Regions from separate parts of the Homo sapiens genome. Here region 1 is linked to region 2. A link is an interaction called in ENCODE POLR2A ChIA-PET data of the cell type or tissue named here. Cell type or tissue: A673. All regions are shown on one strand. Links, peaks and the distances in the headings refer to the core of each region. The heading gives the core; the rest is flanking DNA. Region 1 overlaps MARK2 (microtubule affinity regulating kinase 2). Region 2 holds the start of SPINDOC (spindlin interactor and repressor of chromatin binding).

Region 1 (14,173 bases), core at 5,766-13,765, 52 kb after region 2:
TGGCTAATTTTTGTATTTTTAGTAGAGACAGGGTTTCGCCACGTTGGCCGGGCTGGTCTGGAATTCCTGACCTCAGGTGATCCACCTGCCTCGGCCTCCCAAAGTGCTGGGATTACAGGCATGAGCCACCATGCCTGGCCAAGACTATTAATTCTGTGTGTGTGTGTGTGTGTGTGTGTGTGTGTGTGACAAGGTCTCACTGTGTCACTTAGGCTGGAGTGCATTGGTGCAACCTCCGCCCACTGCAACCTCTGCCTCCCGGGTTCAAGTGATTTTCTCACCTCAGCCTCCCCAGTAGCTGGTACTACAGGTCCGCACCACCACGCCTGGCTAGTTTTTCTATTTGTTTTTTTTTTTTTTTTTTGGTAGAGACAGGGTTTTACTATGTTTGCCAGGCTGGTCTCAAACTCCTGACCTCAAGTGATCCACCTGCCTCAGCCTCCCACAGTGCTGGGATTACAGGCATAAGCCACCATGCCCAGTCTTTTATTTTATCAACCCTTTAATAAAGGTCTCTTTAGGCCAGGCATAGTGACTCACGCCTGTAATCCCAACACTTTCGGAGGCCAAGGCGAGTGGATCACCTGAGGTAAGGAGTTCGAGACCAGCCTGTCCAACATGGTGAAACCCTGTCTCTACTAAAAATACAAAAATTAGCTGGGCATGGTGGTGGGTGCCTGTAATGTCAGCTACTCGGGAGGCTGAGGCAGGAGAATTGCAGTGAGCCGAGATCGCACCATTGCACTCTAGCCTGGACCAACAACAGCGAGACACCATCCCAAAAAAAAAAAAAAAAAAAGGGTATTCCAAGTGAGGAAATACAAAGTATTCATGAGGCATTGCTGCTGTATGCCAAACTTGAGGAAAGCACATGTGTTGGAGCTGAACCAGCTGCAGGGATCATAATTTTTTCTTGAAAGAACAACTGATGGACAAACTAGAGTTGTTCATATGGACATTTTATGAAAATGAACAAAGTGAGCCTGTCATTGTTGCCAGTGATAAAATTCAAGTTTTCAAGTGAAAATTAGAATTTTGGAAAACTTGTGTCTGCTAAAACTTTTCCGAGATTGGTAGTAAAATTAATGAATGTGATTTTTTGACATTGTGTGAAACGTCAGTGTTTGGAAATTCTGCACAATTCAGTGAAGAAATATTTTCCAGATTGCTAGTGGGTAAAAGAGCCATTCAAAGTGCAGGACGAGGCCAGGCATGGTGGCTCACGCCTGTAATGTCAGCACTTTGGGAAGCTGAGGAGGGAGGATCGCTTGAGGTCAGAAGTTCAAGACCAGCCTCTGCAACATGGCAAGACCTCATCATCTCTGCTAAAATGTTTAAAAAATTAGCTAAGCATGGTGATATGCACCTGCAGTCCTAACCACTCAGGAGGCTGAGGCGAGAAGATCTCTTGAGCCCAAGGTCAAGGCTGTAGTAAGTTGTGATTGTGCCACTGTACCCCAGCCTGGGCAACAGAGTGAGACCTTATTTCAAAAACAAAAAAAAAAAAAAACAGTGCAGGATGACTAATGTAAAAGTATATGAAATGTTCCTTGATAAAATTTCAGGTTCCACATTGCAACTAGCCTTTAAAAACTACCACTTGTTGAATTTTGGTGTAGTATCAAAGAAGAAAATCCTCAGTATCTGAAAGGCTGTTGAACTCTATTTTTCAACTACATGTCTCTGTGAAGTGAGATTTTCTTCATATGTTTCAACCAAAACAACTTATGAAAACACATTGAATGTGGAAGCAGAGAGAAGTCAGCTGTCTTTCATTAAGCCAGACATTAAAGAGATGTGCAAGAATGTAAAGCACTGCTACTCTTGTGGTGAAATTTCATTTTGTTTTGGAAAATACAGGTTTTTTATTTTAAAAAGATTATTAGCATAAACATGTGGATTTATGATCTTGAATGGATTAATAAATATTTTTTAAAATTAGTTTCAATTTCTAATAAGATAGCTGTGTAGTCCTCAATAATTTTTTAAGCATATAAAGAGTTCTTGAGACCAAAGGTGAGAAAACCACGGTAGCAGACAAAACATGGGGCCCTTGTCTTGATCGGTTGGTTGGTTACTTGCTTTGACTTCATAAGGAGCTCTTGTTTTGCTGGTTCCCAGCCCCAGTATAATCCCTGCCTGGGCCTCAAAGAGGCATTCAGTACTTTGGTTTGCAGTCCTTCTGGTTCCAGAAGCTAGTTCTCTGTGATGTGAGGGACTTTGACCAAAGATAACTGATTTCCTCCTTCTGATACATACACCACTGGCCCTGTGGGTTTTTTTTTTTTGTTTTTTTTTTTTTTTTAAATATATGGCTTGTTTATTCTTTTTCTCCCCTTTTTTCTTTATTTCTTAAATTTTTTTCTCATTTTCCCTTTTAATTTCTTTATTGTTGGTTTATTTATTTTGAAACAGAGTCTTACTCTGTTGCCCAGGCTGGAGTGCAGTGGCGTGATCTCAGCTCATTGCAGCCTTGACCTCTCCAGGCTCAGTTGATCCTCCCACCTCCGCCTCCCAAGTAGCTGAGATTACAGGTGTGCGCTACCACACCCGGCTAATTTTTGTATATTTAGTAGAGACAGTGTTTCGCCATGTTGGCCAGGCTGGTCTCGAACTCCTGGCCTAAGTGATCCGCCAACCTCGGCCTCCCAAAGAGCTAGGATTACAGGTATGAGCCACTGCAACCTGTCTTGTTTTTTATTTTTCTCATTTTTTTCCATTTTTAAATTTTTCATGTTTTTTTTTTTTTTTTTTTTTTTTTTTTTTTTTTTTTGAGACAAAGTCTCTCTCGCTCTCTCGCTCTCTCACTCTCTCGCCCAGGCTGGAGTGCAGTGGCGCCATCTCGGCTCACTGCAAGCTCTGCCTCCCGGGTTCACGCCATTCTCCTGCCTCAGCCTCCCGAGTAGCTGGGAGGGACTACAGGCGCCCCCCACCATGCCCGGCTAATTTTTTGTATTTTTATTAGAGATGGGGTTTCACCGTGTTAGCCAGGATGGTCTCGATCTCCTGACCTCATGATCCGCCCGCCTCGGCCTCCCAAAGTGCTGGGATTGCAGGCATGAGCCACCACGCCCGGCCTAAATTTTTCAGTTTTTATACTCATTTCCTTTTTGTTCGTTTTCTTTCTTTAATTTGTTAGTATTTGTTGTTTTTTGAGACAGCCTCACTTTATCACCCAGGGTGGAGTGTGGTGGCACGATGTTGGCTCACTGCAACTTCCACCTCCCAGGTTCAAGCAGTTCTCCTGCCTCTGCCTTCCCAGTAGCTGGGATTATAGGCACTTGCCACCAAGTGATTTTTGCATTTTAGTAGAGACGGGGTTTCTCCATGTTGGTCAGGCTGGTCTCCATGTTGGTCAGGCTGGTCTCGAACTCCTTACCTCAGGTGATCTGCCTGCCTTGGCCTCCCAAAGTGCTGGGATTACAGGCATGAGCCACCGCCCCAGCCTGTTTTTTGGTCAGCTGTTTTGTTTTGATTGCATTATAAGATTAGTTCATCAGGTAGACTTCCTTTGGTATATATTTAGTTGTGGTTTGGAAAATAAGTTTTTTATTAAAAATAAGTCATTTATGTTTACATGTAATGAGTTTACTCATGTTCTGTTAAATGAATTGATACATATTTAAATTTTTCCTCACTTGAATTTCTAATATAGTAAATACTGATAGATAAAATTCATATAAACAAAAGCTTCTGGGTGTTCAGTTATTTTTCAAAATGCAAAGAGTCCTGAAACCAAAAACTGTAAGAATCATGGTTGTAGACAAAACTTGGTTTGGTTCTCCATGACTTTGGTTGATACATTTTTTTTTTATTTTTTTATTTTTTGAGACAAGTTCTCATTCTGTCACCCGGGTTAGAGTGGAATGGCATGATCTCGGCTCATTGCAGTCTCAACCTCCCAGGCTCAAGCAATCCTCTCATCTCAGCCTCCCAGAGTGCTGGGATTATAGACATGAGCCATTGTGCCTGGCTATATTATCATCGTTATTATTGTTTTGTTTTGTTTTTTGAGATGGAGTTTTGCTTTGTCACCCAGGGTGGAGTGCAGTGGCACCATCTCAGCTCACTACAACCTCTGCCTCCTGGGATCAAGCGATTCTTGTGCCTCAGCCTCCCAACTAGCTGGGATTACAGGTGCACAGCACCACACTTGGCTCATTTTTGTATTTTTAGTAGAGACAGGGTTTTGCCATGTTGGCTAGGCTCCTGGCTTCAATTGATCTGCCTGCCTCGGCCTCCCAAAGTGCTAGGATTACGGGCATGAGCCACTGTGCCTGGCCCTGTAATATAATTTTACATGAGTTAATAGTGTAACATTTTCTCAGTTGTAATTTTTTTTTTTGAGACAGTGTCTCACTCTATCACCCAGGCTGGAGTGCAATGGCACGATCTCCACTCCCTGCAACCTCCCAGGTTCAAGTGATTCTCCTGCCTCAGCCTCTTGAGTAGCTGGGATTACAGGCATGCGCCACCACACCCGGCTAATTTTTGTACTTTTAGTAGAGATAGGGTTTTCACCATGTTGTTCAGGCTGGTCTCGAACTCCTGACCTCGTGATCCACCTGCCTCTGCCTCCTAAAGTGCTGGGATTACAGGCCTGAGCCACTGTGCCTGGCCAGTTTTAATTTTAATACAATAAATATCAGTAGCTATCACCCACATGAAGAAAGCCATTTGACGTCATCAGTAAGAGTAAAGGGATTCCAGACAGTGTGAGAACTCTTTTGTAAACAGAGATAGGACTGATAATCCCTGTCCTCGATTGGTTGATTACTTGCTATGACCTCATAATGAGCCTCTGTTTTGCAATTTCTGGGGCCCTGGCTGGGCCTCAGGAAGGCACTTGCTGTCTTGGTTTTCAGTTGTTCTAGCTGAGGAAGCTGGTTCTCAGTGACCTGATGGACCTTGGCCAAAGTTGGCTCATTTCCTCCTTTGAATACATAGCATTACTTTATGTTTTTTTATTCCATTAAAAAGATCATTTGGCTTACTTGGATTTTATTATGAGGTTTGTGTTTTATTATGAGGTAGGTTTGTGTTTTTTTGTTTTTTTTTTAACTTATATGTTGGCTATTGGTCAGTTCCAAATTTGAAAACTGCAACGCTTACACAGCTTCTATCCTTGAAGAACCTTGGTGCCTACAATAGCTGAGAGCTGGTAGGCTGCAGTCACTAAGGCCAGACACTCAATAGTCTATTCCCTGGGTGGCTTGAGACCTGACATACTTTGTTTCTTTTTGTTTCTTTTCCTTTTGTACTTGACTCTTTTTAACCTGTTTATTTCTTTTTTTTTTTTTTCCCCGAGAAGGAGTCCTGCTCTGTCACGCAGGCTGGAGTGCAGTGGCACGATCTCGGCCCACGGCAACCCTCCGCCTCACAGGTTCAAGCAATTCTCCTGCCTCAGCCTCCTGAGTAGCTGGGATTGCAGGTGCCCGCCAGTATACCCGGTTAATTTTTGTATTTTTAGTAGAGAAAGGGTTTCACCATGTTGGCCAGGCTGGTCTTGAATTCCTGACCTCGTGATCCACCCACCTTGGCCTCCCAAAGTACTAGGATTACAGGCACAAGCCCATGCCTGGGCTAACCCCTATTTCTATCTTTCTTTTTTTTTTTCGAGACAGAGTCCCACTCTGTCGCCCAGGCTGGAGTGCGGTGGCCGGATCTCAGCTCACTGCAGCCTCCACCTCCCAGATTCAAGCAAATCTCCTGCCTCGGCCTCCCGAGTAGCTGGAACTACGGGTGCGTGCCACCATGCCCGGCTTATTTTTGTATTTTTAGTAGAGACAGGATTTTGCCATGATGGCCAGGCTGGTCTTCAACTCTTGACCTGGTGATCCACCTGCCGTGGCCTCCTAAAGTACTGGGATGACAGTCATGAGCCACCACATCCGGCCTCTAACCCTTGTTTCTTAATGAAACATACCTGTAAACCCCACTGTTATGTAGGTATACTTTATTTTTCCTGTAAGAGGTAGGTTTATTTGGAGTGTTTGTAGCAGTGTGTGAACTTTGTATTTCCTTGACAAGTCCTTAAGTGACAGGGAAAATTGTAGTAGTATATAATCTGTAAACTACCCTGTAATTCTCAACTTTGTTCTTTTGCATATACTCATTCTCCAATTTCCATAGCACCTCTAACTTTTAACAGCTTCCCTAAGTCCTACAAATAATAGACCTTGGGCCTCCTCTAATAGTCACTTTGACCAACTTTAAGCAAATCTTTTAAAACTCATGTCGGCTGGGTGCAGTGGCTCACTCCTGTAATCCCAGCACTTTGGGAGGCTGAGGCGGGTGGATCACGAGGTCAGGAGATCGAGACCATCCTGGCCAACATGGTGAAACCCCGTCTCTACTAAAAATACAAAAATTAGCCGGGCGTGGTGGCGTGCGCCTGTAGTCCCAGCTACTTGGGAGGCTAAGGCAGGAGAATTGCTTGAACCCAGGAGGGGGAGGCTACAGTGAGCCGAGATCATGCCACTGCACTGTAGCCTGGGTGACAGAGACTCCCTCTCAAAAAAAAAAAAATAAATAGAAATAAAAAAGCCAGGCACAGTGGCCCACATCTGTAATCCCAGCACTTTGGGAGGCCAGGGCGGGTGGATCACGAGGTCAGGAGTTCGAGACCAGCCTGGCCAATATGGTGAAACCCCGTCTCTACTTAAAATACAAAAAATTAGCTGGGTATGGTGGCGCGTGCCTATAGTTCCAGCTCTTCAGGAGGCTGAGGCAGGAGAATCACTTGAACCCAGGAGGCGGTGGTTGCAGTGAGCATAGATCACGCCACTGCACTCCAGCCTCGGTGACCGAGTGAGACTCCATCTCAATGAAAAAAAAAAACAAAAACAAAAACTCATGTCATTTGCTCAGAATCACATCTCATTGGAATCATTTTTTTAAAACTGTTTAATCAAGTGCTCAACATATCAATTCGTGTCTACATAGAGGATCATAGCTCCATTTCCCATCACTCAGCAAGTCCCATAATCTGCTTTTTCCACAAAGCGTATTTCTTTTCAGATTTACATGTGGCATGCATTTCAGTTCCAGAATTGAACTTAATGTGCTATTTTCTCTCTTCGGCTACTGGTCTGTGTGGAAGATAAGGAACTTTAATTTCGGGTTGGGTGCAGTGGCTCACGCGGGTAATCCCAGCACTTAGGGAGGCTAAGGCGGGCGGATCACGAGGTCAGGAGTTCAAGACCAGCCTGGCCAAGATGGTGAAACCCCATCTCTACTAAAAATACAAAAAACGTAGCCAGGCGTGGTGGTGGGCGTCTGTAATCCCAGCTACTCTGGAGGCTGAGGCAGAGAATTGCTTGACCCCGGGAGGTGGAGGTTGCAGTGAGCTGAGATCGCACCACTGCACTCCTGCCTGGGCGACAGAGCGAGACTCCGTCTCAGAAAAAAAAAACAAGAATTTTAATTTCAAATATTTGTTTACTGTATTAGTTAAGGCAACGGCTTAGTAATGGCACCTCCTGGATGGCCCTGTAAGCGCATTAATCTGGTCCAAGTCATTGGGAAACTCAGCCTTAAAGGGAATGGACTGAGTGGTTGAAGAGTAGGCAGGGTCTCCTCATTTTTGCATGGTTTGCCTCTGAGGCTGTGTATCTTTAGCTACAGACAGAATAGCTAACATTTATTGAGCCCTTACTCTGTCGCAAGCACTTGTTTAGTTGTTTTACATTCATTAACTCATTTACTCTTTTTTTTTTTTTTTTTTGAGACAGAGTCTCGCTCTTGTTGTCCAGGCTAGAGTGCAACGGCACGACCTTGGCTCACTGCAACCTCCGCCTCCCGGGTTCAAGCAATTCTCCTGCCTCAGCCTCCCAAGTAGCTGGGATTATAAGTATCTGCCACCATGCCTGGCTAATTTCTTTCTTTCTTTCTTTTTTTTTTTTTTTTGAGACGGTGTTTCGCTCTTGTTGCTCAGGCTAGAGTGCAGTGGCACTGTCTTGGCTCACTGCAGTCTCCGCCTCCTGGGTTCAAGCAATTCTCCTGCCTCTGCCTCCCGAGTAGCTGGGATTGCAGGTATCCGCCACCATGCCCGGCTAATATTTTGTATTTCTAGTAGAGATGCGGTTTTACCGTGTTGGCCAGGCTGGTCTCAAACTCCGGACATCAGGTGATCCACCCATCTCAGCTTCCCAAAGTGCTGGGATTACAGGCATGAGCCACCATGCCTGGCTTCATTTATTCTTTGTAAGTTAGTAGATCTCACTGTTTTACAGGTGAGGAAATAGAGGCCCAGAAATGTTGAATAACTTGTTTAAGGCTACAAACCCAGGTGGTCCAGAGTATGTCATTGTCAGAACCAGCTTTTCTTGGTTGTGAAGAATCCTTTGTCCCTGGCTTCAGTTGTGTCCAGGCAGTAGAAGATAGTTTCCTTAGGATTAGCTCCCAGTCAGTGTGAGGCAGATGTCTTGCAGCGGAATTTAGAGTCACAAATGGCCTCCTCTGCCTCCAGTTGTTTCTTTTGTCCTTGGTGGCCATTGGTAAATGTGGCCGAAATGGTGTGGATGGAGTGGGAGCAGCTTTCTGGGCTCACCTCCCTACTATTGAGGGCTCTACGCAAGAGCTATGGGAGACCTTTTTAAGAAACCCTCTTTAACCCCAGCTTCTGATTCACATCTTTATCTTTTCCCATCTTCCGGAATTTCAAGAACCCCTTTAGAAAAACCAAAGCCCCGAGTCCTAAAATTGATAACCAGCAATTAAGTACCTTAAAGTGTAGGGCATGATGGATTTCTAGGTTTGACTATCCTGCTTTGTGGCACCCATGAAATGTTGGGATTCTAGAACTCTTTCTTTGTAAGCACCCCACTCCCCACCAAAAAAAACCCCACTAAACATAAGAAGCTTTTGTCTGTGGATCTTAACTGTGTATATTTTGTCTCTAGGAAGCAAACTCAGATTCTCTCTTACAACCGTCTGTGTGCCACTTGCACACACACAGGCACAGAGCTACTTGCTTGTAGCCTTGACTGCCAGCAGCCCTGAACACCGTAGCTGGTGGTGCCAGGCCTTGTGTGTGTTTAGGACTTGCCAGTTCAGTCCTGGGAGCTGAACTCTGGACATCCTGCTGTGTGTCTCTTTATCCCATCGCTGGTGTAATTTATGCCACTACTTCCTGTTTGCATTTGCTCAGTCTCTCCTTTGGTTTGCTTCTCTCTGCTGAAGCCGGTCCCCATAGCTGTGCACATGGCTAGCTATGGGGACTAGGCATCTAGATATTCTAGACATCTGCAGTTGTTTCTTAGTGGGAATGGTTGCTTTATGTCTCTCTACAGAATTTTAGTTGAACTTGAGTGTATGATTTAATTTACTTGCTTGTCTAACTTCGGCAAGGGTGCCTTTTATTTTAAGATGCCAGCATGGGGTGAGAGTAAAGGGGTGAACTATTGCCCTCCCCCACCCCCCCACCCCCCACCCCCCCACTTTTTTTTTGAGACAGGGTTTCTCTCTGCCACCCAGGCTGGAGTGCAGTGGCGCAATCTCAGCTCACTGCAACCTCTGCCTCCTGGGTTCAAGTGATTCTTGTGTCTCAGCCTGCTGATTAACTGGGACTACAGGCGCCTGCCACCATACCTGGTTAATTTTGTATATTTAGTAGACACAGGGTTTCACCATGTGGGCCAGGCTGGTCTTGAACTCCTGACCTCAAGTGATCTGCCTGCCTTTGCCTCCCAAAGTGCTGGGATTACAGGTGTGAACCACTGTGCCCCCCCGCCCCACACCACCACCACTTTTTTTTTGAAACAGGATCTTGTTCTGTCACCCAAGCTGGAGTGTAGTGGCCCAAACATGGCTCACTGCAGCCTCAGCCTCCTGGACTCACACAGTCCTGCCTGAGCCCCCTGAGCACCTGGGGACTAATAGGCACGTCCCACTACACCCAGCTAATTTTTTTATTTTTATTTATTTATTTATTTTTTTGAGACTGAGTCTCGCTTTGTCGCCCAGGCTGGAGTGCAGTGGCGCGATCTCGGTTTGCTGCAAGCTCTGCCTCCTGGATTCATGACATTCTCCTGCCTCAGCCTCCCAAGTAGCTGGGACTACAGGCGCCCGCCACCACTCCCGGCTAATTTTTTTGTATTTTTAGTAGAGACAGGGTTTCACCATGTTAGCCAGGATGGTCTCGATCTCCTGACCTCGTCATCTGCCTGCCTCGGCCTCCCAAAGTGCTGGGATTACAGGCGTGAGCCGCCACGCCCAGCCTATTTATTTATTTTTTGAGATGGAGTTTCACTCTTGTTGCCCAGGCTGGAGTGCAATGGCTTGATCTCGGCTCACCGCAACCTCCGCCTCCCAGGTTCAAGCGATTCTCCTGCCTCATCCTCCCGAGTAGCTGGGATTACAGGCATGCACCACCACCGGCTAATTTTTTTTTGTATTTTTAGTAGATACGGGGTTTCTCTGTATTGGTCAGGCTAGTGGTGGTCTTGAACTCCCGACCTCAGGTGATCTGCCTGCCTCAGCCTCCCAGAGTGCTGGGATTACAGGCGTGAGCCACCGTGCCTGGCTTTATTTTTATTTTTTGTAGAGAATGGGGTCTTGCTTTGTTGGCTAGGCTGGTCTCAAACTCCTGGGCTCAAGTGACTGTCACCCGCCTTGGCCTCCCAAAGTGTTGAGATTACAGGCGTGAGCCACTGTGCCTGCTCTGTTGCCCTTGATTAAGGTATCACTTAGGGCTGGATGTAGTCGGTGGCTCACAGCTGTATTCTCAGCACTTTGGGAGGCCAAGGTGAGAGGATCACTTGAGCCCAGGATTTTGAGACCAGCCTGGGCAACAAAGCAAGACTCCATCTCTAATATTAAATAAATAAATAAGATTTACTTATCCAAAAGCACAATTATGTGCCTTTTTTCTTTTCTTTTGAGACGAGAGTCTGACTCTGTTGCCCAGGCTGCTGTAGTACAGTGACGCAGTCTCGGCCTTGACCTCCCAGGCTCAAGCAATCCTCCCACCTCAGCCTCCCAAGTAGCTGGGACTACAGGCATGTGCCACTATGCCTGGCTAATTTTTTGCACTTTTTGTAGAGATGGGGTTTCGTCATGTTGCCCAGGCTGGCCTGGAACTCCTGGCGTCAAGCAACCTACCTGCCTTCGCCTCCCAGAGTGCTGGGATTACAGGCAGTCGCCATTGTATCCAGCCCAGTTATGTAGTTATGTGCCATTTCTAAACTACTTTAGAACCCATCTCTTTGGTGTTTGTTTGTTTGAGACAGAGTCTCACTCTGTCACCTCAGCTGGAGTGCAGTGGTGTGATCTCAGCTCACTGCAGCCTCGGCCCCCAAGGTTCAAGCGACCCTCCCACCTCAGCCTCCCAAGTAGCTGGGACCACAGGTGCTCTTTTTGTTAAGAGTGGAAAAGCCAAGGTCCATGTACTTTTTTTGAGAAAGACAGCCTGTTGGCTTTCTTCAGAGTGGTTCTGCCCCTTCCCGTACCCCATCTCCAACACATTTTTATCTCTCAACAGAGGTAGCTGCTATTCACTCAGGTGTTCTTTAATGCTGTGGCCACGGCTTCCTTGGAGAGTGTGGCAGTGCTTTCCTTGCTAATGAAAAGGCTGTCATAATGGGTTAGGTCCATAGGGGCTCTGCCCTTCTGTACTTGTATTCCCAGGGAGAAAAATCTCTACCTTAATTACCGACATCTCATGCTGGCAGAGAGGTGTGGTTGCTAATTGATTAGATGACAGTCCTTTTCATTGATGTGGCACTGTTGGGGTGGTTTTGTTGTGCTTTTTCAAGTAAACAGATAGATTTGGGCCAGGTAAGTTGATTTTGGAGAGATGAAGTTCTGTGTAGGGATTTCCCTTTATTAAGCTCATGTCTTTAGTGCCACTTTTGTGTCCTGATTTTCTAACTTGATAGTAAGAAGTACTAAGTTGGCTTGTCTTGCTATTTTGGTGTGGGTGGTGAATAATGTCTCTTCTACCCTGCTCTCTGGTGCGTTCCTGTTCTGTTTGGTAGCACCACATTCCTCTATTTCGTTTGGTTTTCATTCCCTCTTTCTCTCTTGTAATGGTTGGACCCTATTCTGAAATATATATTTTAAGATAGTGTTACTTTGGGTGGTCGAGGCGGGCAGATCACCTGAGGCCAGGAGTTCGACACCAGCCTGGTCAACATGATGAAACCCTGTCTCTACTAAAAATACCAAAATTAGCCAGGCGTGGTGGTGTGCATCTGTAATCCCAGCTACTCGGGAGACTGAGGCACGAGAATTGCTTGAACCCAGAAGGCAGAGGTTGCAGTGAGCAGAGATTGTGCCACTTTACTCCAGCCTGGGCAATAAAGCAAGACTCAGTCTCAAAAAAAAAAAAAAAAAAAGTAGTGTTTAAAAGCAAACACCCTGCCTTTCTTGAAACCACAGAAACTGCTTGTGAAACAGCCGATAGGGCAGGCTGCCAAATACAGACTGTTAAAACCAATCTCTTAATGACAAAATGTCAAACACTGATGTTAAACCTTCATTATGACTGTGGTGTGAGGATTTTTCTCAATAAGAAATGTTTAGGTGCTGAACTCCCAGTTTCACATTCAGAATGCTTCTATTATCAAATTCCTCTTGGTACATCATTTCCGAGAGGCTTGTGTAGCTAATCCACTATCTACTGTACAGGAAAGATTTTAAATAAACCTATTCCCATTCATCCTCATCTGTGTTTTTTTGTTTTTTGTTTTAATTTCAAGAAGTAATTTTCTTTTGAGGTGATTTGGACCAACCGTCTCACTAGCTTTTCCCATTTAAGATAGGAGAACTAGATTCAGAATTGTGTCTTTTTCCTAACAGAAGACTGGGGCCTTAATCTTTACCCCCCAGGCTCTGATTAACTGACTTTTCTTTTTTTAGATGGCATAGAATCTTCTGTCTGTCTAGAGAATTTTGTTTCTTGCCAGGCACTGTCAGGAATTAGTATTCATTCCTCCCTGCTATCTTCCTGAAGAGCTGTGAACCTGCTGGTAGCCTGATGGATAAGGGTACAGTTGTTTGTTTATTTATTGAGACAGGGTCTCATTCTCTCACCCAGGCTGGAGTGCAGTGGCATGATCTTGGCTCACTGCAACCTCCGCCTCTCAGGCTCAAGCTATCCCCCAACCTTAGCCTCCTGAGTAGCTGGGACCACAGTCATGTGCCACAACACCCAGCAAATGTTTTGCGTTTTTTGTAGAGACAGGGTTTCCCCATGTTGCCTTTGCTGGTCTTGAACTCCTGGGCTCAAGTGATCCGCCTGCCTCAGCCTCCTGAAGTGCTGGGATACCAGGTGTGAGCTACCACAGTTGGCCAAGGTATAGTTTTATGAGCTGAGCTATAGAACTGGTTGAATGGGAATTAGGGAAAACAGACAACCAATAATTGGGAAGTAAAGGAAAAATATATAAGTGTGCCTCCTTGGTCACAGCTAGCCTTGTGACATTGGGGTTTTGGATATAGAACTTCAGGAATCCCTTCCACCTCCTTCCCAAGAGAATTTCTTCTGTTGGTGTTGTAAGGGGCTTTTTCCAACTTCATTTCCATTACCAAGAGTCTTGAGTGGCTTTATTTTCAACTTGGGTTTTTTAAGCGCTTCTCATGTCACCTTTGTTTGTGTACTGGGCCTGTCTCAAGTTTCCAGAGGGAGATGAAAGACAAGAAAAGCTAAATGACTGGTTCTTCAGTGAGTTTCCCAGAGTGGCTTCTTCTCATTCCAGCACTGCCTAACTCTCACCATGGCTGACGCCGTGGGCAGGCATCCGCATTCATGGAAAGCCAGGTCCTAGCTGGAAGTGACACAGGGATCTTCAGATCTCTCTTAGCCCACTGTTCCTCTGAAAAAAAAACAAAAGCCATAGACAGTAAATTGGGGGAATAGGCTGACCATAACTTCAGTTCGTGGATTTGGGTCCCACACTGGATTGTGTGATTTGTGCTTATCTCCTACTAGATTGTTACCTTCTTTGAAGGCTGGACTGTATCTTATCCTTCTCTGTATCACTTCGGACACCCAGAAACTGTTGGAGTACTTTGCACATGGTCACCTCTTAATGAATTATTTGTGAAACAAAAATTTTTTTAAATTGTAACATGAGGCTGGGTGTGGTTGCTTAGGCCTGTAATCCCCGCACTTTGGGAGGTAGAAGTGGGCAGATTGCTTGAGTCCAGGAGTTTGAGAACAGCCTGGGCA
Region 2 (14,692 bases), core at 4,715-12,714:
AACCAACAACCCTGGAACTTAGTCATTTACGGCAGCAAACATTTCTTTCTTATAGGTCTGTAGGTCAACTGTGGCTGCACTAGGCTAGCTGGGCTCAACTGTACTTGGCCCAGCTGTACTGTGAGTTAGGTTCCAGTCTACTCCAGGTGTCTCTCATTCCAGGACCCAAGCTGAAGAAGCAGCATATCCCTAGGGCATGCTCTTCTCAGATGGATGGCACACGCAATAGAAACCAAGCACACACCATACAATTACTACAACGCCTCAGCTAAGATTACTGCTTACTTCATGTCTGTTCACGCCCCATTGGCCAAGGCAAGTCACATGGTCACGTCCACAGTCACAAGGGTGGGGAAACATTCACTGTCTCATTTGAGGCACTGAAAAGCAAGGTAATGGGGCTGGACATATAATCTAATTATAGGAGGGGGTGGGATAGCTGGAAACAATAAGCCAACCAACTCAGAACAAATGCTTGCCATTCTTGCTCTACGAGACCTTTAGGGAGCAGGTCAAGAAGGATTCATCAGGCCAGGCATGGTGACTCACGCTTGTAATCCTAGCACTTTGGGAAGCCGAGGTGGGAGGATCACTTGAGCTCAGCAGTTCAAGTGGCAGAACATGGCAGAACCCTGCCTCTACCAAAAAAATATAAAAATTAGCTGGACGTGGTGGGATGTGCCTGTAGTCCCAGCTACTAAGGGGGCTAAGGTGGGAGAACTGCTTGAGCCCAGGAGGTTGAGGCTGCAGTGAGCCATGTTCGTGCCACTGTACTCCAGCCTGAGTGACAGAGTGAGATAAACACACATAAAAAGATAAGAATCGATCTATTTTGTCTAATTCTGCTGCATTAGCATCTTGTGTTTTTTTGGTTTTGGGGGGTATTTTTGAGATGGAGTTTTGCTCTTGTTGCCCAGGCTGGAGTGCAGTGGCACGATCTCGGCTCACCGCAACCTCCACCTCCTGGGTTCAAGCAATTCTCCTGCCTCAGCCTTCTGAGTACCTGGGATTATAGGCACGCGCCACCATGCCCAGCTAATTCTTTGTATTTTTAGTAGAGACGGGGTTTCATCATGTTGGCTGGGCTGGTCTCAAACTCCTGACCTCAGGTGATCCACCCGCCTCGGGCCTCCCGAAGTGCAGGGATTACAGGCGTGATAGGGTCTTTTTTTCTTTTTTCCGAGACGGAGTCTCGCTTTGTCGCCCAGGCTGGAGTGCAGTGGCACAATCTTGGCTAACTGCAACCTCTGCCTCCCAGGTTCGAGCGATTCTTCTGCCTCAGCCTCCCAAGTAGCTGGGATTACAGGCACCCACCACCACACCAGGTTAATTTTTGTATTTTTAGTAGAGACAGGGTTTCACCATGTTGGCCAGGCTGCTCTCGAACTCCTGACCTCAAGTGATCCGCCCATCTTGACTTCCCAAAGTGCTGGATCATGCCTGGCCAGGTCTTTTCTTAAAAAATAGAAATGGCATTTTAAATTCTGATTATAAAAGCAAAAATATCAGACAATACAGGATACTTTAACAAAAAAGTAGGAACAGCTTCCAGGAATAATTCTATGCCCGCCAATCTGACTCACCTCATTTTATTACACCAACGTGCAGGGCAGAAAGTCATTTGGTGATACGAGGATGTAAACAGTGCCTAGCATTGAACACACACGTGGACAGAGGAGGAGAAACAGGTTTGACATGTACAGAGCTAGAAGCTAGTCTGTGGGAATTAGTGGCCCATCTCCTGCCATGTGGAAAAAGACAGGCTGCAGGAAAGGGAGTATGGCTGATGTACACAAACAGAGGCAGAGACTGGGGGTGAAAAGAACGTCCTGGTAGCATTTATGTCCTGGGTCCGGTTATTCCTAAAGTCGGCCTGTATCCCTGCCCTTCCCACAATTGGGCATTCAGCCCTTCCTTCAGTTCCATGAGCCAATAAATCCCCCATTTTGTTCAAGCTAGTATATTTATTTATTTATTTCTTGAGACAGTCGCCTAGGCTGGAGTGCAGTGGCACGATCTCGGCTCACTGCAACCTCCACTTCCCGGGTTCAAGCGATTCTCCTGCCTCAGCCTCCCGAGTAGTTGGGACTACAGGCGCCTGCCGCCACACCCAGCTAATTTTTGTATTTTTAGTAGAGACGGGGTTTCACCGTGTTAGCCAGGATGGTCCCAAACTCCTGACCTTGTGATCTGCCCACCTCGGTGTCCCAAAGTGCTGGGGTTACAGGTGTCAGCCACTACGCCCAGCCAATTTTTATATTTTTAATAGAGATGAGGTTTTGTCTTGTTGTCCAGGCTGGTCTGGAACTCCTGACTTCAGGTGATCCACCCACGTCAGCCTCCCAAACTACTGGGATTACAGGCGTGAGCCATCACACCTGACCTTGAGCTAGTTTAGATTGAGAGTTCTGCAACAAGAACCCTAAAATGTGGCCACCCAGCTGGTGCTAACACCACAGATTCTGGGCTGATGCTGCAACTATAAAGATGGACAAAAACTGGTCCTGCAAACAAATAATTACAGCACAACGTGCCAAGTTTCATAACAGTGGGGTTCCAACGGATGTGGGACCAAGAGATGGACTTCTGACCACACACAACAACTGAATAAAATTTCACCAAGGAGTGCTAAGTTTTAGGGGCTGAACTGATACCAACATTGCTGTTAGGTCATTACTTTTCTTCTTTTGGATGACTTTAGGATAAGCTGGCAATAGGATTACTGAGCTGAAGAGCATGGCTATATATTTATTATGGCTTTTGCTAAAGACCACTACTAAATGCCAAGCCAGTTAAGAGTGAAGCCCCCCTGCCCTTACCTAGGCTTCAGACAGCCCTCTCCTCACTTGGAGCTGGGTCTAGTCCACTTGCTACAGCAGCCCACCCATATTTCTTTTTCTTTTTCTTTTGAGACGGAGTCTTGCTCTGTCACCCAGGCTGGAGTGCAACGGTGCAATCTCGGCTCACTGCAACCTCCGCCTCCCGGGTTCCAGTGATTCTCCTGCCTCAGCCTCCTGAGTAGCCGGAACTACAGGTGCGTGCCACCACCTGTAATTTTTGTATTTTTACAAAAATTAGCAGCCTGGCTAATTTTTGTATTTTTAGTAGAGATGAGGTTTCACCATATTGGCCAGGCTGCTCTCGAACTCCTGACCTCGTGATCCGCCTGCCTCAGACTCCCAAAGTGCTGGGATTATAGGCATGAGCCACCACGCCCGGCCCCCATATTTCAATATCCCCACAGCTATTCCCACTTGAGGCAGTCCACTCGCTGTCTCAGCTTGTCACTGGTGTCCTAAAATGCTACCAACAATAAAAGCTGTGCCAAAAGGAAATGCTTCCTCCAGCTTGGGCCTCCAGCCTAGGGGACACCATGGGGAGTGGCCTGGAGCAACTATTTGCTGGGACAGAAGCCATTGGTTCTCCACTCTTCCTGTTTTCAGTCTGTCCTGCCCCGTCCTAGGAATCTCATGTCTCAAGGCCAAATTCGCTAAGTCAAAAGACGAGTTACAGACATAACTTAGATTAGTAAGGGTCTACCCTCTCTCCTCCACAGGAAGCTGTCTCAACAATTAAGATTCCTGGCTGGGCACAGTAGCTCATGCCTGTAATTCCAGCACTTTGTGAGGCTGAGGTGGGAGGATCGTTTAAGCCCAGGAGTTTGAGACCAGCCTGGGCAACATAGGGAAACCCTGACTCTATAAAAATACAAAATGGGGCCAGGCGCATTGGCTCACACTTGTAATCCCAGTACTTTGGGAGGCCGAGGCAGGTGGATCACCAGGTCAGGAGTTCCAGACCAGCCTGGCCAATATGGTGAAACCTCATCTCTACGAAAAATACAAACAATTAGCCAGGCGCAGTGGCTCACGCCTGTAATCCCAGCACTTTGGGAGGCTGAGGTGGGTGGATCACAAGGTCAGGAGATCAAGACCATCCTGGCTAACACGGTGAAACCCCATCTCTACTAAAAATACAAAAAAATTAGCTAGGCGTGGTGGCGGGCGCCTGTAGTCCCAGCTACTCGGGAGGCTGAGGCAGGAGAATGGTGTGAACCCGGGAGGTGGAGCTTGCTGTGAGCCAAGATCACGTCACTGCACTCCAGCCTGGGCTACAGAGCAAGACTCTGTCTCAAAAAAAAAAAAAAAAAATACAAACAATTAGCTGGGCATGGTAGCGCGCACCTGTAATCCTAGCTACTCAGGAGGTTGGGGCAGGAGAACTGCTTGAACCCAGGAGGCAGAGGCTGCGGTGAGCAGAGATCGTGCCACTGCACTCTAGCCTGGGCGACAGAGCAAGACTCCACCTCAAAAATATATATGTAATAATAACAATAAATTAAATAAATAAATTCCAATTCTTGGCCAGGCACAGTGACTCACACTTGTAATCCCAGCACTTTGGGAGGCTGAGGCGGGAGGATCGCTTGAGCCCAGGAGTTCGAGGCTGTGGTGAGCTATGATTTCGCCACTGTACTCCAGGCTGGGTGACAGAGCCAGACTCTGCCTCTACAACAAACAAACAAACAAAAATTTGATTCCTGTATATGGCACTTTCTATGTAGCTGTGTAGCTGGTGGAGGAGAATTCCTGGAATTCCTAATAACTCCACTGAAGATGGTCTGGAGTCTTCCCTCAGAGCTCAGCGCAGAGAAGGTTTGCTCAGCAGAGCAGGTATGCAAGGCAGAAGGCCTGGCTTTGCAGGCCGACCAATTCGCTTCTGTGACTTTCATGTTGTTTGATTTGGTTTCTTCATCTAAGCATTGCAGTGTTTAAGAGCAAGGACAGGGGATAGAGCTAGGGTTGGGTCCTGCCTTAGCAACTAGCCACATTTCATTAAATCTAGGACATCATGGTTTGCAAGATGAACCATTATTTTATGTATCCCCAAAGAAAAAAATACTGCCAAACTATGACAATGATCTCTTATCACTTGGAATTTTATTTTACGTTTATTAAAAGAGCTCTTTTGGCCAGACTCGGTGGCTCATGCCTGTAATCCCATCACTGTGGGAGGCCGAGGTGGGTAGATCACTTGAAGTCAGGAGTTCAAGACCAGCCTGGCCAACATGATGAAACCTCGTCTGTACTAAAAATACAAAAATTAGCTGAGCATGGTGGCACATGCCTGTAATCCCAGCTACTCAGGAGGCTGAGACAGGAGAATCGCTTGAACCCGGGAGGTGGAAGTTGCAGTGAGCCAAGATAGCGCCACTGCACTCCAGCCTGGGCAACAGAGCAAGACTCTGTCTCAAAAAAAAAAAAAAAAAAATTAAAAGAGCTCTTTTAGGCCGGTGCAGTGGCTCATGCCTGTAATCCCAGCACTTTGGGAGACCAAGGCAGTCGGATCACTTGAGATCAGGAGTTCGAGATTAGCTTGGCCAACATGGTGAAACCCCATCTCTACTAAAAATACAAAAAATTAGCCGGGTGTGATGGCGGACGCCTGTAATCACAGGTACTCAGGAGGCTGAGATGGGAGAGTCACTGAAACCTGGGAGATGGAGGTTGCAGTGAGCCGAGATCGTGCCACTGTACTCCAGCCTGGGAGACAGAGTGAGACTCTGTCCCAACAACAACAAAAAAAAGAGCTCTTTTAGACTTGCAGATTTTTTTTCTTTTTTTTTTTTGAGACAGAGTCTTGCCCTGTCACCGAGGCAGGAGTGCCGAGGCAGGAGTGCAGTAGCACAATCACAGATCACTGCAACCTCCAACTCCCAGATTCAAGCGATTCTCATGCCTCAGACATCAAGGTAGCTGGGATTACAGGGGCACTCCACCACACCAAGCTAATTTTTTTTTTTTTTTTTTTGAGACGGAGTCTCACTCTGTCGCCCAGGCTGGAGTGCAGTGGCGTGAGATCGGCTCACTGCAAGCTCCACCTCCCAGGTTCATGCCATTCTCCTGCCTCAGCCTCCCAAGTAGCTGGGACTACAGGCGCCTGACACCACGCCCAGCTAATTTTTTGTATTTTTAGTAGAGATGGGGTTTCACCATGTTAGCCAGGATGGTCTCGATCTCCTGATCTCATGATCCACCCACCTCGGCCTCCCAAAGTGCTGGGATTACAAGCATGAGCCACCACGCCCGGCCTTTTTTTTTTTTGAGACAGAGTTTTGCTCTTGTTGCTCAGCCTGGAGTGCAATGGCCCAATCTCAGCTCACTGCAAGCTCCACCTCCTGGGTTCAAGTGATTCTCCTGCCTCAGCCTCCTGAGTAGCTGGGATTACAGGGGCCCACCACCAGACCCGACTGATTTTTTGTACTTTTAATAGAGATGGGGTTTCACCATGTTAGCCAGGACGGTCTCGAACTGCTGACCTCAGGTGATTCCCCTGCCTCGGCCTCTCAAAGTGCTGGGATTAGAGACATGAGCCACTGTGCCTGGCAATTTTTTTTTTTTTTTTTTTTTTGAGATGGAGTTTCCCTCTTGTTGCCCAGGCTGCAGTACAATGGCACAATCTCAGCTCACTGCAACCTGCGCCTCCTGGGTTCAGGCGATTCTCCTGCCTCTGCCTCCTGAGTAGCTGGGATTACAGGTGCCCGCCATCACACCCGACTAATTATTTGCATTTTTAGTAGAGACAGGGTTTCACCATGTTGGCCACGCTGGTCTCGAACTCCGAATCTCAGGTGATCCAACCGCCTTGACTTCCCAAAGTGCTGGGATTACAGGCGTGCGCCACCACGCCCAGCCATCCAGCTAATTTTTGTATTTTTTGTAGCAACTGGGTTTGGACATGTTAGCCAGGCTGGTTGCGAACTCCTGGCCTCCCGCCTTGACCTCCCAAAGTGCTGGGATTATAGGTGTGAGCCACTGCACCTGGCCCTAGATTTGTTGATATTTTAACATAGGTTTTCATGATATATCACTCTTCATATACATGAAAATGTAGGCAAAATAAATTGGTTGGGGTTGTCAAAGCCCTGTGACCAAGGACCACCAGGAACACACTTGTAACCAAAATTAGGTTTAATTTGCTGCAGTGAAGGAGAATACATCCCAGGGAAACCCTCAAGGCACCCTCAGGAAACTCCTTAAATTTGGCCTCGTTCCCATAGTTCTATGGAAGAATTAGGGAAATGGAACTGGTTCAGGATTGAATGCTGTCAAGAAACAGGGGCAGTTCAGAAACTGGGTATCTTTTTTTTTTTTTTTTTTGGAGATGGAGTCTCGCTCTGTCACCCAGGCTGGATTGCGGTGGCGCAATCTCGACTCACTACAACCTCTGCCTCCCGGGTTCAAGTGATCAGCCCGCCTTGGCCTCCCAAAGTGCTGAGATTACAGGTGTAAGCCACCACGCCCAGCCTGGACTACAGTAATTTTTGCTAAAGAGAAATAGCAATTGCTCCAAAAAAGGTGAAGTCAGGCCGGGCACAGTAGCGCACACCTACTTTCCAGCACTTTGGGAGGCTGAGGCAGGTGGATTGCTTGAGTCCAGCCTGGACAACATGGTGAAACCCCATCTCTAAAAAAAAAAAAATTCTTTTTTTAAAAAAAGGCAAAGTCGGCCAGGAGCAGCGGCTCACACCTATAATCCCAGCACTTTGGGAGGCCGAGACAAGCGGATCACCTGAGGTCGGAGTTCGAGACCAGCCTGACCAACATGGAGAAACCCCGTCTCTACTAAAAATACAAAATTAGCCAGGTGTGATGGCGCATGCCTGTAATCCCAGCTACTCGGCAGGCTGAGGCAGGAGAATCTTGAACCTGGGAGGCGGAGGTTGTAGTGAGCTGAGATTGCGCCATTGCATTCCAGCCTGGGCAACAAGAACAAAACTCCGTTTTAAAAAAAAAAAAAAAGGCCGGAAGCAGTAGCTCGCGCCTGTAATCCCAGCACTTTGAGAGGCCGAGGCAGGAGGATCACAAGGTCAGAGTTCAAGACCAGCCTGGACAAGATGGTGAAACCCTGACTCTACTAAAAATACAAAAATTAGCCAAGTGTGGTGGCAGGCGCCTGTAATCCCAGCTGCTTGGGAGGCTGAGGCAGAGAATTGCTTGAGCCCGGGAGGCGGAGGTTGCAGTGAGCCGAGATTGCACCACTGCGCTCCAGGTTGGGTGACAGAGTGAGACTCCATTTCAAAAAAAAAAAAAAAAAAAAAGGCGAAGTCACTTTGTGGTCATGAAGTGGCTTCATCTATGTCTCATTCTAAACATAGCTTACTTTCTGCTGGTAACAGCACAGTCTGAATGCCAGAAAAGCCATCTTTCACTTTCTTGATAGTCCTAAACTTCAGTCCTAAACTTCACGTTGATGTTGATTATAGAAAGCATCACCATTTGAGGGATATTAAAATGTGGGGGAAATATTCACTCTAGGTTGGATGAAATAAGATTCTTGCTGTATTACCTTGGGCAAGTAATCTAACCCTTTAAGCTTCAACTTCTTGCTCTATAAGCTGAGAATAATATGACCTAAAAGAAATAATGTCTACTAATTGGGTGGTACAATACTGGGTGTATCACTCAAGGTTCAACCAGGAAAATAGGAACCACTTTTTTTTTGAGACAATCTAGCTCTGTCGCCCAGGCTGGAGTCAAGTGCAGCGGCATGATCTTGGCTCACTGCAACCTCCGCCTCCTGGGCTCAAGCAATCTTCCTGACTCAACCTCGTAAGTAGCTGGGATTACAGGCACACACCACCATGCCGGGCTAATTTCTTTTTTCTTTTTTCTTATGGTAGAGACAGGGTTTCACCATGTTGGCCAGGCTGGTCTCGAACTCCTGACCTCAAGTGATCCACCTGCCTTGGCCTCCCAAACTGCTGGGATTACAGTTGGGAGCCACTGCGCCCCGCCAGGAGGGAACCACTTTAAGTATTGAAAACAGAGAGAATGTAATGCAGGGTTTTGGTGACACGATTAACAGGGGTTAACAGGGAGGTCTGGAAAGCCCAGCAGGGGACAGAGAGAGGCAGTACAGAGACTGGCAAAAGCAAGAAGCTGCCTACAACTCCTAACCTGCAGGGACAAAAAGAGGAGGTGGACTGAGTAGAGCCCAGGGGCATGGATCATCCTACAGATGTTGGGACCACAGCTACCTATCCATGAGCTGGAGCCACAGAGAGGCCTCATCTGCTGCTGGAGATGTCACCTGAGCCTGAGCAAGAGAGAGAAAGAGAAGAAATACCATGGCTCTTTCTTTCCTCCTGCCTTCTCTTCTCCTGCCACTGCCTCCCATTGGCTAAACCGAGGCCTGAAGCCAGATGCTCTGGGAGCCTGAGAAACTGCCCCCCGCAAGACTCAGCCCACTGCAATACAGAGCAGAGCAGAGGGGCACGGAAGGGATCTGTAGCAAATGGTAGAGAATGACCATTCAGCAGAAATAGTTAAACAGGCTTGGTAATACCTTTGTTGTAAAACCTTTAAAATATCAGATACACTTGCACATAACAAAATAATTCCCTTAAAAATAGACTGCAAGGCCAGGCGCGGTGGCTCACGCCTGTAATCCCACTTTGGGAGGCCGAGGCAGACGGATGATGAGGTCAAGAGATCAAGACCATCCTGGCCAACATGCTGAAACCCCGTCTCTACTAAAAATACAAAAATTAGCCGGGCATGGTGGCACGTGCCTGTAGTCCCAGCTACCCAGGAGGCTGAGGCGGGAGAATAGCTTGAACCTGGGAGGCGGAGGTTGTGGTGAGCCGAGATAGCGCCACTGCACTCCAGCCTGGTGACAGAGCGAGACTCTGTCTCAAAAAAAAAAAAATTAAAAAATTGACTGCAATCCATATAGACTAGTTCACACCTCTTCTCACACCCCCATCCTACTACGCGATTCTGAATACTACTGTGTCTGGTCTGATATAACGACATTCGAAGATGGATTTTCAGTGTCAGACATTTTGCATTTTCTGAGCTGAAATCTCATGAGGGTTGCTATAGAAGAGGGAGATGCACATTCCATGTCACAGAAGTAAAAGCTCACCCAGAGTGTGGTTATAGGGCAGCAATGTCATGGCAACTGGACTCTGGTCTTGGGGCTCTCAAGGGATTGCTGTGTGTCCTTGGAGAGGGTCACAAAATCTCCGGACTCCCGTGCCAAAAATGGAAATCATACCCATCAGGGTGGTTTATGTCCGCTCACAGTCCACTCTGCTTCTCTTCTTTGCCTTCCCAGAAGGGTCCAAAATGGTTTTTGAAAGAAACGATGAGCCGGACTAAGAAAACAGATAATGTGCCCACGGCCACGGAGCTGGCAGATGAGAAGGAATTCGGTCTCTGCGTTTCCATACCAAGGCCCTTTCCACTCACCCACCGCTTCTCTTCCTGCCCGGGGCATCTGCTGGCGGAGGAAGGCTTGTCCACGGAAAGGCAAAAGCGACTCCCGATCAAAATCCGGGGGCACCTGGTAGCGCTCTCCACGCCAGCAGAAACGCCCAACTGACTTCTTAATGGAGGGAAACCCCGGGCTTGGCCCGCAGACTGAGGGGCCCGCGTTGCGGGTTTTGGGGGCCCCTCTGCCTCTGCGCACCGGGTGGCCCCGGGTCCCCTCGGCCCTTCCCGCCGCCTCCCGGGTCCAGGGTTTCTAACGGGGCCGCGTGCCCGGGGCGGGGCCACGCGCGATTGGCCGCGCGGCATCGGGGGCGGGTCCGCGGCTGGCCGGCCGGGCGGGCGCCGACAATGAGCCTCCATAAAAGGGAGCGGCGGGGGGCAGGGGCCCCGGATTGAGCCCTCCCCGCCCGGGCTCCCGACGCGCCGAGGTCTCGGGGAGGCCCGGACGCGCCGGTCGCAGGCCCGGCCGGCGAGCGGCGGGCGGGCGGCGGGGAGGGGGCTGCGCGGGGCGGGCGGCGGGCCCGGCGCTATTCCGGCCAGGAGGCGGGAGGCGGTTGCCGGCTGCGCGCCGAAGCCTGCGCGCCAGTCCTCCGGCCACTGCTATCGCCCACGGCCGCACCATGGCCCTAAAGGCCGAGGGCGCCGCACTCGACTGCTTCGAGGTGACGCTGAAATGCGAGGAAGGGGAGGACGAGGAGGAGGCCATGGTGGTGGCCGTAATTCCGCGGCCCGAGCCGATGCTCAGAGGTGAGGATGGAGGGGATTCCACTTCCGCGTCACGGTGCGGGGCCGGGGCTGGGGCCGTCCCTCCCCAGTCGGGGTCCGGGACCCGGGCACCTTCTCACCCCCTTCAGCCTTGGGGCCCAGGTTTCCCTCTCGGATCTGGGTCCAGGGCGCGCTCTTGCACCTCCCCCACCATGGTTTAGAAGCTCAGGCCTCCTCGATTTCCCCCTCCCTTCCCCTTTCCCCCGCCCAGGGTCTGGAGACTTCGATCCACGCCCCGCACGCTCCGGATCTTCCGGTGCCCAAGCGCCCCCTCTCCCGGGCCCAGCACCAGAGGCCGGATCCCCAGAGGCGCTGGGTGGTTGCGGCCGCCGTCTCACAGCCTGGGAAGGGGAGGCAAGCACAACGGCCGGGCTGTGTTCTAGTCCGAGGGGCGGCGAAGCCTCTAGGCCGGAGGCTACAGGCGGGCGCCGCTGCCGACCTCCAGGAGAATTTTAAGGGCTCTCCGAGCATAACGCTTCCCTGCCCACCACCCCGCTTCATTCCCATTCCCGGGCCTTCCACTTGCAGGAGCCACAGGTGTCAAGTTCTGGAGAGAAGGGATGAATGGGACTGCATACAACAGCTAGTTTGGAAAAGCAGTGCAGTGCTAGAACGAGATTAGCTTTGGGAGGGGATGGGAGGAACAATCTCAGAACACTCGCTCTCCCCTCCCCCTTCACCGATTTCTAGTCCTCAGGAGCTTGCAAACCGTAAGAAAACAAAGAGCCATCTTTGTGGGAGACTTAATATGCATGAAAATGCAAATATATTTCCATTCTCCCACCCCGCTTTTCTTAGGCGGGATAGTACCCAAAAGAGGTTGAGAGCAGCAATGCCATTCATTGAACTTCAGCCGAACAGAATGATGTCTGCCTGCACTGCCTGTCATCCTTTTTGGAACTGGAAGGGTTATAAAATTCATGAGGGAAATAAAGGTCACCTCCCTTCTCGGAGCATTTAGTCCAAAAGATAGGTTGTTTTCCTACTTCTGCTAATATTTGTTGAGTGTTCATTGGGCATTGTCAGAGGCTGTCTCAGTTAATCCTCTCAACCCTGCAAGGGTGGCCTTATCCCCACTGTTAGGGCAGGAATAGACAGGTGAATTCATTCAACCAATATTCACTGGACGTCTACTTTAGGCTGTTTAGGCTAGTGTTTTTAGGCTGGGAAGTAGTAGTAAACAGAGCAACCGAAACCCTGCTCTTGAAGAACATATATATACCAATGGCTAAAGACAGAGAAATAGGTTCATGTATAGTATGTTGGGTGGCAATAAATGGTTCAGAGATCACTAAAGCAGGAAAAGGAGAAAGAGGAGGAATGGGTATTTAATTGAATATATCGAGTGGTTCAGAAAGGGTTTTCTAATAAGGTGAATTTTGAGCACAGACCCGAAGGAAGTGAGGATGCCAACCTTGCAGATATCTGCAGGAAGAGCATTTCAGGCCGAATAGCAAGTGCAAAGGTCCGGCAGCACAAGCTTCTGGAAAGATTTCGGTGGAGAGAGGAAGAAAGATTGAATTCAAGGTTTTTGGCCTGAGCAACTGGAGGAAGAGCCTTCCCATTTTCCGAGATGGGGAAGGCTGCGGTGCTCTTGGGAGACTGGGAGTGAAAGTTTGAATATGATTACGTTTGAGATGCCTATTTATGACATATTCAGGTGGAGAGGTCAACTAAGCAGTCAGATACATGGGCCTAGATTTCCTGGAAGTATCTAGCTAGTGGCGTAAACAGAAATTGCCAGCAGGCAGACAGTGGGAAGAGAAGGAAGTAGAGAAGTGTCTAAGGACTGAGTCCTGGGAAACTCCAGTGATGGCAGGTTGGAGACCGAGTCAGTCCCTCATCACACATTACTAAATGCCACTGCATGCGAGGAGATACAGATACAGATGCTGGAGATACAGATGCAAAACATCAGAAATCTGTATGGTCATGGATTTTTTTTTTTTTTTTGAGACGGAGTTTTGCTCTTTTTGCCCAAGCTGTAGTGCAATGGCACAATCTCGGCTCACTGCAACCTTCGCCTCCCGGGTTCAAGTGATTCTTCTGCCTCAACCTCCCGAGTAACTGGGATTATAGGCATGTGCCACCACGCCCAGCTAATTTTGTATTTTTAATAGAGATAGGGTTTCCCCATGTTGGTGGGGTTGGTCTTGAACTCTCAACCTCAGGTGATCCGCCCACCTCGGCCTCCCAAAGTGCTAGGATTCAGGCGTGAGCCACCGCACCTGGCCGTGGTCATGGATGCTATGGTGTGGTAAGGAGACAGGCAGTGAACATCCCAAAAACAAGTGCCAGGTGGTGATGTGTGCTGTGTTGGAGGTGATGCATAAGGGGAATGGGGTGCTCTAGTGAGGGGAGATGGTCTTCAGCAACAAGCCAGAGGAAGGGAGGGAATATTGAGAAGAGATGAGGAAGAACTAGCACACATAACTGAGAAAGAGGGCCAGGGAAGCAAAAGAAGAACCAACAGAAGGTCATGCCCTAGACGCAAGTGATGAAAATCAAGATGGAAGAGGTGATCGGCAGAGGATGAAGTTGAGAAACTGACCGCAGAGTTTAGCACTGCTGACTTGGATGAGAGCTGTTTTGGAAGACTAGTAGGGAAGAAAGCTGATTGCAACTGAGAGGTCATTTCTGCCCATGGTCGCATGAGAGATAGGTACAAGACATATCTCGTATCTCTTTCAGACACCACCTCTTGTATCCATGCAAGCCGAGGCTCCTATTTCTCATACCACCTCTTCCATGCAGCCCCCAGGTATTAGGGCCTCCTGTGTTTTAATTTTGTCCCATCCTCTCTGGAAGGTAGGAGGGAGATGCAGCCGTGAAGGATCATGGGCACTTCGTAAAAGCACTGAGCTTCCAGGCTGATGCAGGTCTAAGGCTGCCTTCTTTGCTGAACTGGAAAGGGTGATGCCCTGTGAAAGCTTATGGTCTGTCTGTGTACACAAAGAGCAGGTATCAGGCAGCAATAGGAGTGGGACCATGGCTGTAAATGCTCTGTGAGCACTGAGAAGGGAGGCGAGTTCTGAGGGGATGGGGTGGCCTTTAGAACGGGCATGGTGGCTCATGCCTATAATCCCAGCACTTTGGGAGGCTGAAGCAGGAGGATTGCTTGAGCCCGGGAGTTCACAACCAGCCTGGGCAACATAGCAAGACCCCATCTCTTAAAAATTATTTTTTTGTTTGTTAATTAGCTGGGTGTGATAGCATGCATCTATCTGTAGCCCTAGCTACTCAGGTGGCTAAGGCTGGAGGGTCCCTTGAGTCCAGGAGTTGAAGGCAGCAGTAAGCTATGATAACACCACTGTACTCCAGCCTGGGTGACAAAATGAGACCCCCATCTTTTAAAAAAAAAATTATTAGCCAGGCATGGTGGCGCTCACCTGTAGTCCCAGGTGCTTGGGAGGCTGAAGCAGGAGGATCGCTTGAACCCAGGAGGTCAAGGCTGCAATGAGCTGAGATTACGCCATTGCATTCCAGCCTGGGTGACAAAGTGAGACTCTGTCTCAAAATAAATAAATAAAATTTAAAAATTAAAAGAATTTACCTTCCTCATCCTCAAGAAAGTGTAGAAGTCAGATTTGGATGAAATCTATTGTCAGGGATTGGGGTTCTGGAAAGCTTCGCAGGGATGATGTTGCCCA

Evidence for each region. Peaks named below come from ENCODE experiments on the same cell type or tissue, not always from the same donor. Only the 100,000 strongest peaks of a DNase experiment are listed, where the experiment ranks them.
Region 1: POLR2A ChIA-PET joins it to region 2 with 18 read pairs; 9 of 35 experiments call an interaction of 5 or more read pairs at or near these places.

The regions. Positions count from the first base shown.
Region 1 is chr11:63,854,033-63,868,205 of GRCh38, forward strand. The region is part of intron 1 of MARK2 (microtubule affinity regulating kinase 2); the gene reads left to right. Among named protein-coding and RNA genes, the nearest start is that of MARK2, 22 kb to the left of the region's middle. In A673, for the core only: no CTCF peak of the experiment used is centred there; DNase peaks (open chromatin) are centred at 9,119 and 12,409; H3K27ac peaks cover 3,422 bases.
Region 2 is chr11:63,802,790-63,817,481 of GRCh38, forward strand. It overlaps SPINDOC (spindlin interactor and repressor of chromatin binding), which reads left to right and starts at 10,667. Exons shown (of 6, transcript NM_138471.3): 1 at 10,667-11,024. The coding sequence starts at 10,898. RefSeq lists silencers at 8,748-9,042, 10,303-10,772. In A673, for the core only: no CTCF peak of the experiment used is centred there; DNase peaks (open chromatin) are centred at 10,602 and 11,262; H3K4me3 peaks cover 2,391 bases; H3K27ac peaks cover 1,443 bases.